Regions from separate parts of the Homo sapiens genome. Here all the other regions are linked to region 1. A link is a contact called in ENCODE Hi-C or POLR2A ChIA-PET data. All regions are on one chromosome and are shown on one strand. The core of a region is the stretch at or near the end of the contact, and the rest is flanking DNA. Distances in the headings are between cores, read along the strand shown.

Evidence for each region. A loop is a pair of places that touch in the nucleus more often than their neighbours do. ChIA-PET counts read pairs that join two places held with the same protein, here RNA polymerase II (POLR2A). Pooled maps may share reads with other maps.
Region 2: a loop to region 1 is called in a map of naive thymus-derived CD4-positive, alpha-beta T cell, with 3 times the contacts of the local background. The contact joins the promoter of NAA50 here to the enhancer-like site in region 1. A Hi-C loop is called at or near these places in 1 of 168 maps with a recorded cell type or tissue (naive thymus-derived CD4-positive, alpha-beta T cell), 1 of 37 single-sample maps with no recorded cell type and 10 of 50 pooled maps.
Region 3: a pooled map shows a loop between it and region 1 (16-fold over the local background). The contact joins two enhancer-like sites. A Hi-C loop is called at or near these places in 2 of 37 single-sample maps with no recorded cell type and 8 of 50 pooled maps.
Region 4: a pooled map shows a loop between it and region 1 (3-fold over the local background). The contact joins the promoter of GRAMD1C here to the enhancer-like site in region 1. A Hi-C loop is called at or near these places in 1 of 37 single-sample maps with no recorded cell type and 3 of 50 pooled maps. POLR2A ChIA-PET finds 5 or more read pairs at or near these places in 1 of 52 experiments (activated CD8-positive, alpha-beta memory T cell).

What each region holds. Positions count from the first base shown.
Region 1 is chr3:112,675,600-112,678,299 of GRCh38, reverse strand. No RefSeq gene overlaps it. Among named protein-coding and RNA genes, the nearest start is that of CCDC80, 36 kb to the right of the region's middle. Within about 2 kb of position 1,364, at least 14 of the 41 ENCODE cell types and tissues checked have a DNase peak (open chromatin) inside an H3K27ac peak, as active enhancers do.
Region 2 is chr3:113,744,927-113,747,626 of GRCh38, reverse strand. NAA50 (N-alpha-acetyltransferase 50, NatE catalytic subunit) reads left to right here and starts at 1,378. Exons shown (of 5, transcript NM_025146.4): 1 at 1,378-1,685. The coding sequence starts at 1,678. ATP6V1A (ATPase H+ transporting V1 subunit A) reads right to left here and starts at 592. Exons shown (of 15, transcript NM_001690.4): 1 at 514-592. RefSeq lists enhancers at 635-1,004, 326-1,061, 1,062-1,797, 2,045-2,194, 1,798-2,534 and a silencer at 1,355-1,474.
Region 3 is chr3:114,212,916-114,215,615 of GRCh38, reverse strand. No RefSeq gene overlaps it. Among named protein-coding and RNA genes, the nearest start is that of ZNF80, 23 kb to the left of the region's middle. RefSeq lists an enhancer at 1,207-1,880. Within about 2 kb of position 1,300, at least 12 of the 41 ENCODE cell types and tissues checked have a DNase peak (open chromatin) inside an H3K27ac peak, as active enhancers do.
Region 4 is chr3:113,837,401-113,840,220 of GRCh38, reverse strand. GRAMD1C (GRAM domain containing 1C) reads right to left here and starts at 1,433. Exons shown (of 18, transcript NM_017577.5): 1 at 1,285-1,433. The coding sequence starts at 1,311. RefSeq lists a silencer at 1,221-1,420.

The DNA.
Region 1 (2,700 bases), core at 115-2,614:
CACCTCCTGCAGCTACCTATTTCTCTAAGCCTCCCCCGACTTCCCCCACTTCTCCAGCCAGACTCCCATCACTCTTCACATTTCCTCTGCAGTGCTTGGTCCCAGTCTTCCGTCTACTTTCCTTCTTCACTTAAGACCAAGGCTATGTCTTTTACCCACCTCATTGCTATCAAAGCCCTTTCTCCCTTAGGAAATTATCTGGCCAGCTACTAAGAAGATAAATTTGTTTCTGTATCCTGACAGAAGTTATTGCTGTCTTCCCAAGGCTGACCTGACAAGTGTGTTGCTGTAGTAACCACATCTAAAAAAATGTGTGGCCAACAGCAAAGATATGGAATCAACCTAAGTGTCCTGTCAATGGATAATAGGATAAAGAAAATGTGGTATATAAACACAATGGAATACTATTCAGCCATAAAAAAGAATGAAATAATGTGTTCTGCGGTGACATGGATGGAACTGGAGGCCATTGCCTTAAGTGAAACAACTCAGAAACAGAAAGTCAAATACTGCATGTTTTCACTTATAAGTGGGAGCTATATAATGTGTACACATGGGCAAAGAGTGTGGAATGATAGACACTAGAGACTTGGAAGGGTGGGGGCACAGAAGGTGGGGAGATTATGAGAAATTACTTAATTGGTACAAAGTACATTTTTCAGATAACAAATCCAGTAAAAGCCATGACTTCACCACTGTGCAATACATGCATGTAACGAAATTTCGCTTGTACCCTTTAAATTTATACAAATAAAAAATGCATAGAGAATGGGAGGGGACCTTCTTCTCAAAGAGAATCTCAGCCCTTGGTTATTAAAACAAAGGCCAAAGCTCATGCACACCTCAGAAATCAGGTCTAAAATTTTCAGACTGATATCAGATATCCACTGGTGGCTAGCGGGTTCACCTGCATCAATTTGTATGATTTTATTAAGGAGGGGATAAAAAAAAGTTTGCACACTTCTGTCCTCCTTGCAAGCTTTGCACAGCTGCCTTCCTAGGGCTTGCAAAATATAGTTTCAAATGTGAAGGGGGCATTTATAACTCAGCATCTCAGGTCTCCAGGGGCAGGAAAAATGATACTAGGATAATGTCTGCCACCAACCAGGATTGTCTCTCTTACCTCCTCTGTGGCTGCATTTGGGAGAATAAGGGCTGAAAAGGCAGGGAGAGTGGATAGGGCCTCTCCAACAGTTTGGGCAGCATGAGGTAGAGAGCAGAATAAATACTGCTCAAGGAAGTGAAACCCGCTATTGGGTTTGTAATGCCTCTTTGCTGTTCTGCTAGCTCCCGCACTCCAGAGATGACTAAGCAGCTGATTCATTGTGGCACCCTCAGAAAAACAGCTCAGCCCTGAGAGAGGAGTCATGCAAGAGGAGAGGGCGCGCATGTGTGTGTGTGTGTTACGGGTGAGGGGGTGGTGTCTGTCAACATGTCTTTTAATGAGCAGTCACAGTATTTTACAAAGGCTTGAATTAGTTGCCAATATGTTTAAAGAAACACAAAGATGAGGTTTTTTTTGCATGAAAAATCCGAATTTGTGAATATCAGCTGATCTGACACCCTGTGTTACTTTAATAGCTTCCTTGCTGGTCTTCCTGCTTCCATCATTTTCTCTTTTACAGTCTGTTTTCAACCCAGCAGCCAGAGGGATCCTTTTCCAATGTAAATCAAATTATGTCACTTCCTTGATTAAAATCTTCCCATGATGTTCCATCTCACTCAGAGTAAAAGTGAGAGTCCCAGAAATGCTCTGTGAGACCTACCTGCTGAGGTACCCTGTTACCTTTCACCTGTCCTAGTCTTCCCTGTCCTCTTCCTCTCCTTCCCCTTCCACTTTCCTCTCCATCTCCTCCTCTTTCTTTTCCTCCTTCTCCTAGTATAAAAGATGGAACCAGACTATTCTGTGGCTCTATTTTCTGTGTGTTTTTGAGTAAATTACTTAACTGGTCTGTGCCTCACTTCCTCATTGGTGAAATGAGGCTAAAAATCGTATCCTGTTCGTAGTGTTGTTTTGAGAACAAAATGAGTTAATATTTTTAAAGCCCCTAAGACAGTGCCCGACACATAATAAAAATAATCCCATTGCTCTTCTAATCCAGCCATGCGGATTTTCTTAATTTTGCTCAAATAAGATAGGTTTGCTCCTGCCTCAGTGCCTTTGCAGATGCTCCTTTCTCTGCCAGGCTGTGGCTTCTACAAATACCCATCTCTTTCAAGCCTTACTTACCTGTATTTGAAGTGAATGAAAAATTGAAAAACAAAAACCCAAGTGGACCAAAAAATAAACAAACAAAAGCCAGCCAGGAAGAAATGAAGAGTATTGATTAAATTCAGCAAATAAATGGAAGAAAAAAAAAATCTCAAAATAAAGACTCATTTACAAGGTGGCTTTAGGAAAAGAGATTCAAATTAAAATTTAACAAGAAACATTGAAGAAAACTGGAAAATAACCAAAATAATTAAAATTTATAGTAATTTTTTTCTAGAAAATCATGAGGACACCTAAAGTATAAATTAGATATGGCTCAGCACTGTCTAGTTTACAATTTACCTTATGAAGTCAACTTATTGCTCTAAGTATTTGGGTCCAAGCATCTGGGACCAGCTTGTTACCATCTCTGACTATTGGAAAACCTTTTGCCAATTGCTTCCCCTCTGCTTCCTTTTCTAGTCCCGTCTGAACTGTCTTGTCTGGCC
Region 2 (2,700 bases), core at 129-2,628, 1.1 Mb before region 1:
GAAAGCACATTCGGAGGGAAGCTTCACAGTGACTCTGCAGTGAGGGCCGTATCAGTGACAGTCCCTCCCAAGCCTGTCTCACCGGAGACGCCTCTGCCTCCAGGGTTTTTGCTACCTCCCCGCTCCTCAGCCCTGAGCTGAGGGTAAGGACAGTGAGGACCTTTGCCAAAGAATGGGCTTTAAGGAATGGGACCTAATGTCTACTGCAGACCCTGTGAAATGGCTGAAACAATCTGCTACCCGAAGCCCCAAAGGCTCTGAGTAGGGAACCATAATGGCCGCACTCACTTCCAACCCTGGGAAAGGTGGACATCTGAATCCCCAAGTAGCGGGAACGACCACACTTGGGGGAGCGGGGGTTAAGGAGAAATGAGCTCCTTGCCGGTGCAGGGTGACAGCGGGGAGGAAGCCTCAGGCAGAAAAGTCGCCGTTCACACTCTCCCTTCTCTCCTTCCTCTGCCTCCTTCCACCCCCTCTATCCCCACCACTCGCCAGTTACCGGTCGCCGCTCACCTGCTGGGGCGCGAGGTGCAGAGACTGTACCGACCGAGGACCCAGAGGCTGTCACCACGGAGGGGAAGTCCTCAGCTGCACAGGTTGGGGGGGGGGGGGGGGGCGGGCCCAACCAGTCACATGACGTCGAGCTCCGCCCTGCCTCCTCCATCCCAGCGCTCTACATCTCGGGGGGCCTGAATTTTTACGGATCCCTTGAATATTAATTTTCTTGGATTAAAGAAATAAAAGATAAATTTTCACAAAGAGTATGTTATAAAGTACAATGTGGAAAATGTGGACAGCAAGAGTTAAAGCGCATTGCTAAGGAAGTGACGTTCACGCCACAATCGAGGGACAGGAAATGGCGGTGGCGTTCCGTCCCTCTGGAGTCCGCCGGTAAAATTCCAGGCTCTGAGGTTTGGGCCAATCACGTGATCTTAAAACTTGAGGCGTGCTGGAGGGTAGCCAATCTATCTGGCCGATTGTTAACTACGTTTGTTTTAAAACACCTAACTTAAACTTGAGCTTTCCACAGATTTCTTTACATTTAGAAGAACTAACTTTATAAAACCCTACTAGGAGGCAACAGCGTTTGAAGGTCACTCTGGAGACCACAAACTGGGAAGAACGGGGCTGAGAAAAACTATCTTGCGGATATGGGACAAGAGAGGGAGGGGTGGAAAAATCTGGATTTTACCGCCAGGGCCTACCGAGCCAGCCCCACAAGCAGTGTCGTAAGCGGGTGGGAGGGAGGAGCATGACCCCAGAAGGCCCAGTCCAGGAGAAAGATGGAGGTTCCGGAGTGGAGGGGGCAGGGTGCGCGGAGGCGAGCAGTGCGGCTGCGCGTGAGGCGGCGGCGCGCCGGCGCGCGAGGGGCGGGGTGAAAGGTCACAGCGCGGCAGCGGGTCTGGCTGGCGGCAGCGGCGGGAGGGAGCCGAGAGACCCGAGTGCACGTGTGGAGAAGCGGCGGCACAAGCGCGGCGGCGGGAGACACTCCCGCCCCCACCAGACTCAAGCCCTCACTCGACTCTCGCGGCCTTCGTTGCTCGCACAGCTCCCTGCCCAGGCTAGGAGGCCGGCTTGCGGGGTTGAGTGGCCCGAGCTAAGGGTGCGGAGACCTAAGGGCGGCGACTACGACGGCGTTGATATCGGTGGTAACGACGGCCTCAGCAGGCGGGGAAGATGAAAGGGTGAGGAAGGGCAGCCGGGCAGGGCCCGGCCGGTGGGGTAGAAGGGTCCGGGCCCATGTAGAGGGGGAGAGCCGCAAAGGCGAGGAGAGATTCAGGGCGAAGACGGGCGGAGGGAGATTTCTCTGCTTCTCAGTTCCCTCGGCTCCCGGAGGGGGCGGAGGCGAGGCTCGGGCTGTTGGCGGGCTGAAGGGCCAGCGGAGGCAAGACCCGGGGGGCTTCAGGGTTTCGGTTCGGAGACGAGTGTGGGTTGTTGAGTGGGGAGAAGCGACCGAGTGGGGCAACATGGAAAGGCTATTGTGAAGCGCCCGGGGCCTCCTTCCCGGGAGCGGACCGCTGAGCCACGCCGGCCCGCAGCTCCAGGTGGAGTGGTTTGGTTGTCTTCCACCTCCAGACTCAACTCTGGAACTGCGGTGTTTGACACCTTTCAGTTTAATTCACGCTTGGGAGCTGTGCAGAACCTTCTGGAGGAAGAAGAAATTGGAATAAAGAGCACGGGGATGAGTATTAAGAGCTAGTGACTCAACTAGATTTGGGTTGGGTCACAGCGAGTGGAGGAGGGGGAGAGAGCGCGATCACTGTAGACTTGGGGTGCCAACATATTTAAGGAAGTATAGGGTGGATCAGTAGGTGGAGCTGTTGCTTCAGTAGTTCACTATTGCCCCTGAGTGCTGAGGCGGTCCTGGGTAGTTCTACCACGCTGCTCCTTTCAGGTGATTGGCAAAGTTAATGTTCGGTCTTTCACCGTTTGCCTCTTACGTAAAATTAGGAATTATTTTGGATCGACTGGTTAAGTTTTTATGAAATGTCTCCTTACCATTAAGTTGTATAGTTTTAATGTATTAATTACGTAACATTTTTCCGAAGCATTGTCTCAAGCCGTTTTGGAGCTTGTCTTTACCCTCAAAGAGATGAAGCTCATAAACGTTAAAAAGCTCTCTGCGATGCCATAGTTTGTTGTTGTAAGTCGATTAAGAAGTCGTAACTATGTTTTAAGTTAACGAAGTCATTCCAACTA
Region 3 (2,700 bases), core at 51-2,550, 1.5 Mb before region 1:
AACCAAAATTACAGGAAAATGTGGAATGGCTCTTTCCTCAGCATCTAGAATAATGTCAAGTTCACAGTGGGCACTCCCTTAAATACATTTTGAGTGGAGGAATGAGTTTGGGATTTGAACCCATGCAGTGTGGCTCCAGTGTCATTAAGTCAGAATGGTGGAAGAGGGGCATCCTTCTCACCAGGGACTCCAAGAACTATTTGAGAATTGGTAAGGTTGGAAGTCTCCCCTAGTAAGGGCAGAGCCAAAAAAAACAAAAGCTGTTTATTATAACCCTATCTTGCCCCATCTCTGATAGGCTGAGAAACCCACGTTACACATCTGTGTTAATGTGAGAGCTGCAAAACACCCCTGTATCCTGAGAAGATGTGGTTTAACTTGACGTGTAACGGCATCCGCAGATACTATAGGGTACTTATGAGTCTTGTGTTGGTTTGCTGGTTTTTTTTTTAACTCACTAAATTCTATTTTAACAACCATGTGCTCACCCCACCTCCTGACCTAAGGTATTTTCCTTATCTGAGCACACCTGTGCTTGTTCCTAGGTAAATCTGGGCCAATGCAGAGTACTGTCTGCACTGCTTAGTTGGTAAATGTGTCTGTAGCATGACTATCATCACAACTGCCATCTGAGCAGCAGAGCCAGATGGAATCAGACCACTCATTGGTCTACTGAGGTAAGGATGGGCTTTTTAGCTCTGCTCTCTCTTAGAAACAAAAACAAACAAATCAAAAGACTAACTTTTTTTTTTTTTGCATTCACCTAGACTATTATGCCAGAACTTGCGTAAGAAAAACACTTCTTTCCGACCCCTGTAGTGATCAACTGATGCCTTCAAGCAGGAAACCTGATTGCCCTCATCTCAGGCTGAGTCTGTTTTATCAATCACAAAGTGACTCAACCCTTTTTTAAAAGCCAGCTGTGACCATTGACTCTGTGACCTCCTGTGGTGGTGAATTCAGTTTAAAAAATAATAATGTTAAAATAACAAAGCTTATTGAAGCTATTATGCTTCAATGCTCCACCCTTTGGGGGCTAAAGGAAATAAAGCAAGTTGGCCAGACCTGAGGAGTTGATGATACACATTTTCCTCCCCCAGAAGCATCTTGTAACTTGTCCCACACCAGCAGTGACTTCCCAGTATGGCGTTTCTCCCCGCTGCTCCCATCAGCAAGAGCGTGCTGACACATGGGCTGATGAGCAGTGCCGAGACTTATGGAGTGTGTCCTTCCTGCTTCGAACCTCACAGCCTGTCATCCTCTGTTGTCACACGCTCTTGCTCATTCGCTCGCTGCTCACACTAATCTAGAAGATGATCAAAGAAAAACTCCACTGACTCACCCCTGCCTGGACCAGCGCAGGGATTGGTCAAGCGTGCGCATTAAATATTACCAGATTCTAATCTATTATTTTCACCCGCTTGCTTGCTCTCTCACTCGTACTCTCTCACTTCCTCTCTCTCATTTTTTTTCAAAAAATAAATAAATGAATTCTGGGTTGGCTGAAGATTTCAGCAATGTGAGTGCTGTGCAGATGGATCCTGCTGAAGCTGGTGCTGGCTCTCTAGGGAGTAGCATGAAATGCTGGTTTTCAAAACCTGAGCAGCGTGTAAATGGCAGCTAAAAAGGAAATGCAGATTGGTGCTGAGTGTTAATTGTCTCTTCCTCTCTTCTTCACACACTTCAGAGACTGTGTGGTGGCAGGAGACAGGAAAGCAGGCCTGCCCCCTCGTGGGGTGGGCTTTTTTTTTTTTTTTTTCTCAAGCTGGACTGAGAGAATAACAACACCTAGAGTCCAAGTCAAAACATGGAATGGGTTTTTTTTTTCTTTCAAGTTTTCATCTGATGAAAGTCCGGGAGGTGGCACCGAGCTTGTAATGAAAGTAAGAGTCTGCTGAGAATGAGTCGATGAGGTGTGACACAGAAAGGGGAAGCAGGATGTCTTTGTTTTGAAATGACAGGCGATAAGCTATGGGGGTGCCTGGTGAGATTTTAGTCCATAACTAGGTAGCAACTTGTCAAATGCAGGCCCCTTAAATGCATCACAAGAATTCTCACTTGAGATGATTTCAATTCTAGCTCTGCGTGTGTGAGTGTGTGAGTGTATGCATGCACGCATAGCAAAACATAATTGAATGCCAAAAAACATTGTCATGTCCTGTTAAGGGTACAATTGTAATCACACTGGAACGAGAGCTCTAATTTCCTCCATTGCTTTCCTCGCTTAGGCAGTGACAAGGTCAGGTTTATGACCACAGCCCAGGCTCAGAGCCATTTATTTTCATCCCTGAAGACTCATGTTAGCCTTCTCCCAAGATGTTAATCAAGCAGAATCTTGATTGACTGTCTTTTCTTTTTACGTTTTTGTCTAGATGAAGTGGGGTCATTTGAATTTGTGCAGTTTTGAATAAGATGGGGGCAATAGAGAAGCAACTGGGAAAATTGACTAGCCTTTGGCAAGGAGAACAGAAGAATCTGGAATCCTTTTTTAAAATCATGAAATTCCTGTGCCCCACCTGAGTCACTGTAACCTGTACCTGCTGATGCCTCATTTCTCCATGCATTTATGAAAAGGCTGTGACTCCCTGCTGTTGTCGTGTGGTGCCAACATCATTCCAGCTTGCCAGTTGGAGACAAAAGATAAGCAACCACAAATGAAAACACATTATTGTCTGGATCCATTCTCACCTTCATGGCCAG
Region 4 (2,820 bases), core at 184-2,683, 1.2 Mb before region 1:
GCCGAGGCGGGCGGATCATGAGGTCAGGAGTTCAAGACCATCCTGGCTAACACGGTGAAACCCCGTCTCTACTAAAAACACAAAAAATTAGCCGGGCGTGGTGGCGGGCGCCTGTAGTTCCAGCTACTGGGGAGTCTGAGGCAGAAGAATGGCGTGAACCCGGGAGGCAGAGCTTGCAGTGAGCCGAGATTGCGCCACTGCACTCCAACCTCAGGGTGTGTGTGTGGCATCATCAGTTTCTACTCCAACCTCATGGTGTGTGTGTGGCATCATCAGTTTCTACACCTGAATCAAATTTGGGATGGGGGTCCATTCTGGCTTTCTGGGGTGGCTACAGTAGATTCCTGTCTCTCTGACTTATTAGCTGTGTGGTCCTTAGCAAAGTCAATCTCTGTACATCTGTTCCTTAACTCTACAATAGAGGAAATAATTTTATCTCTAGTCTAGACAATAAGCTTATTGAGAGCAGGGATCATGTCTGTGTTAATCACCATCTAATCCCGAACACCCAGTGCCAGGGACATAACTGAATCAGTGACTGATTGGGTTCATGAATATCCAGCTTGACTATTTCATAGTAATGTTTTTCAAATCAAGTGAAATAACACTCATTCATCTGTTCATTCAACAATTATTTGTGTACCTCCACTAATCTGTAAACTATAACGCTCTTCAGAAGATATAGCACTGACCGCAGTTCTCTAAAAGTAAAATACATACACACAAACCAATGTAGAAGGAGGATGGTGTTCAGAAACGCAGGCGCCCGTCCAACAAAAGCGGGGTTTCATCCTGAATATTAATAAGCACGCTTTCCGTTTTGTCAAATAAGGTAGTAAACAAATAAAACTAGACTAGTTGAAATCAAAAACTTGGCTGACAGCACAGTGATTTAAACTATCCGGACCTTTACAACAGGGCTGAGAATGAAAGGAAGGGGGCAAGGCTGGAAAAAACGTTGACAGTGGGTCAGAATCACGACCATGGGGCCTGACCCAAGGGGGCCTGGGGCTGAGACATCCGCACCAGGACATTTCGGGACCAAATTCAAGCCCTCAACGCCCACAGGGAAGCAAATGTCCCCACCACCGCCCGTAGGGAAAGGGCTCGCAGAGGCACAGGAAACCGTTTCCTCGGTAACAACTTTCCGTATTACTCCAAAGAGCACGAAGAAAAGGGAAGGGAGGGATTAACTGTAATCTGAGAAGGTTCAAGCAATCACCGTGAGAAAAAGTAGGCTAAAGCCACAGATGGGAACCTGCCCCAGCGAGGCCCGCGGCTTACCTGACGGACAGTCGGAGCGCCCTCCATCGCGGCTCCCTCCGCCGCCGCGGCACCGCCCCGCGCGCACCGCACCGCACCGCCCCGCGCCCACCTCCAGCGCGCGCTGCGAGTTACAGGCTCCGCGCGCCTCCTCCGCCGGCCCTCCGAGTACTTCCAGCCGCAGCTCCTTGCGCCCTCTGGCGGCCGTGAAGGATTCCTGACGATGGGTGTTACCGGGTTAGCCTGAAGGCTTGTCTTTCTAGGGGTCACAATGAGACTTCCCTATTCCCAACCTCAAACTACTGTGCCTCCCAGGAAATGGCATACCCTGCCCCAATGTGCGAAAAGGTGAATTGCTCGGAAACTTTTTTTTTTTTTTTTTGAGACGGAGTTTCGCTCTCATTCCTCAGGCTGGATGGAGTGCCAAGGCCCCGTCTCGGCTAACTGCAACCTCCGCCTCCCAGTTCAAGCGATTCTCCTGCCTCAGCCTCCCGAGTAGCTGTGGTTACAGGCGCCTGCCACCACGCCCGGATAATTTTTGTATTTTTAGTAGAGACAAGGTTTCACCATGTGGGTCAGGCTGGTCTCGAACTCCCCACCTCAGGCAATCCGCTGGCCTTGGCCTCCCAAAGTGCTGGGATTACAGGCGTCAGCCACCGCCCCCGGCCAGGAAACTCTTGTTCCTTCCAATAAAGGATTGAAGTTACTGATTAACTGCTGTACGTATTGCAGATTCTTGGTTCTGTAAACCAAAAATAAAATGCCGAGGCCCACCCCCAGCCATCTAAATGGACCCCTCCTCTTGGCCAAGAGCGTTCCAAATTTAACCTGAAAATCTAGTTCAGGCCATGATGAAAGAGGGGATTGGACATGCCTCATTAACATCAACACAGACCTTAAGTCTGAGAAGAAATATTTATCATCTATTGCCTCGGACACCTGCTACTTGGAGGCTGCATCTGCATGATAAAACCTTGGTATCCACAACCCCTTATCCTAACCCAGACATTCCTTTCTACTGATAATAACTCTTTTTTCTCTTTTTCTTTTGAGACAGGTTCTGGCTCTATTAGACCAGCTGGAGTGCGGTGGCGCAATCTCTGCTCACTGCAACCTCCACCTCCCGGACTCAACCAATCCTCCCACCTCAGCCTCTCGAGTAGCTGGGACTACTGGCGTGTGCCACCATGCTTAACTACTTTGTTTGTTTGTTTGTTTGTTTGTTTGTTTGTTTTTTGAGACAGGGTTTCGCCATGTTGCCCAGACTGGTCTCGAACTCCTGGACTCAAGCAGTCTGCCCCCTTCGGCCTCCCAAAGTGCTGGGATTACACGTGCAAGCCACAGCTCCCAGTCAATAATAACGCTTTCAACCAATTGCAAATCAGAAAATTTTTTTATGTACCAATGACCTGAAAGTTCCTCCTTCTCGCCTTGGAGCTGTCTCCCCTTCCAGATTGAAACAATGTAAATCTTACATGTATTGATTGATGTATTAGGTCTGCCCAAAATATATAAAAGCAAGCTGTACCCCAACCACCTTGGACACATGTCATTGGG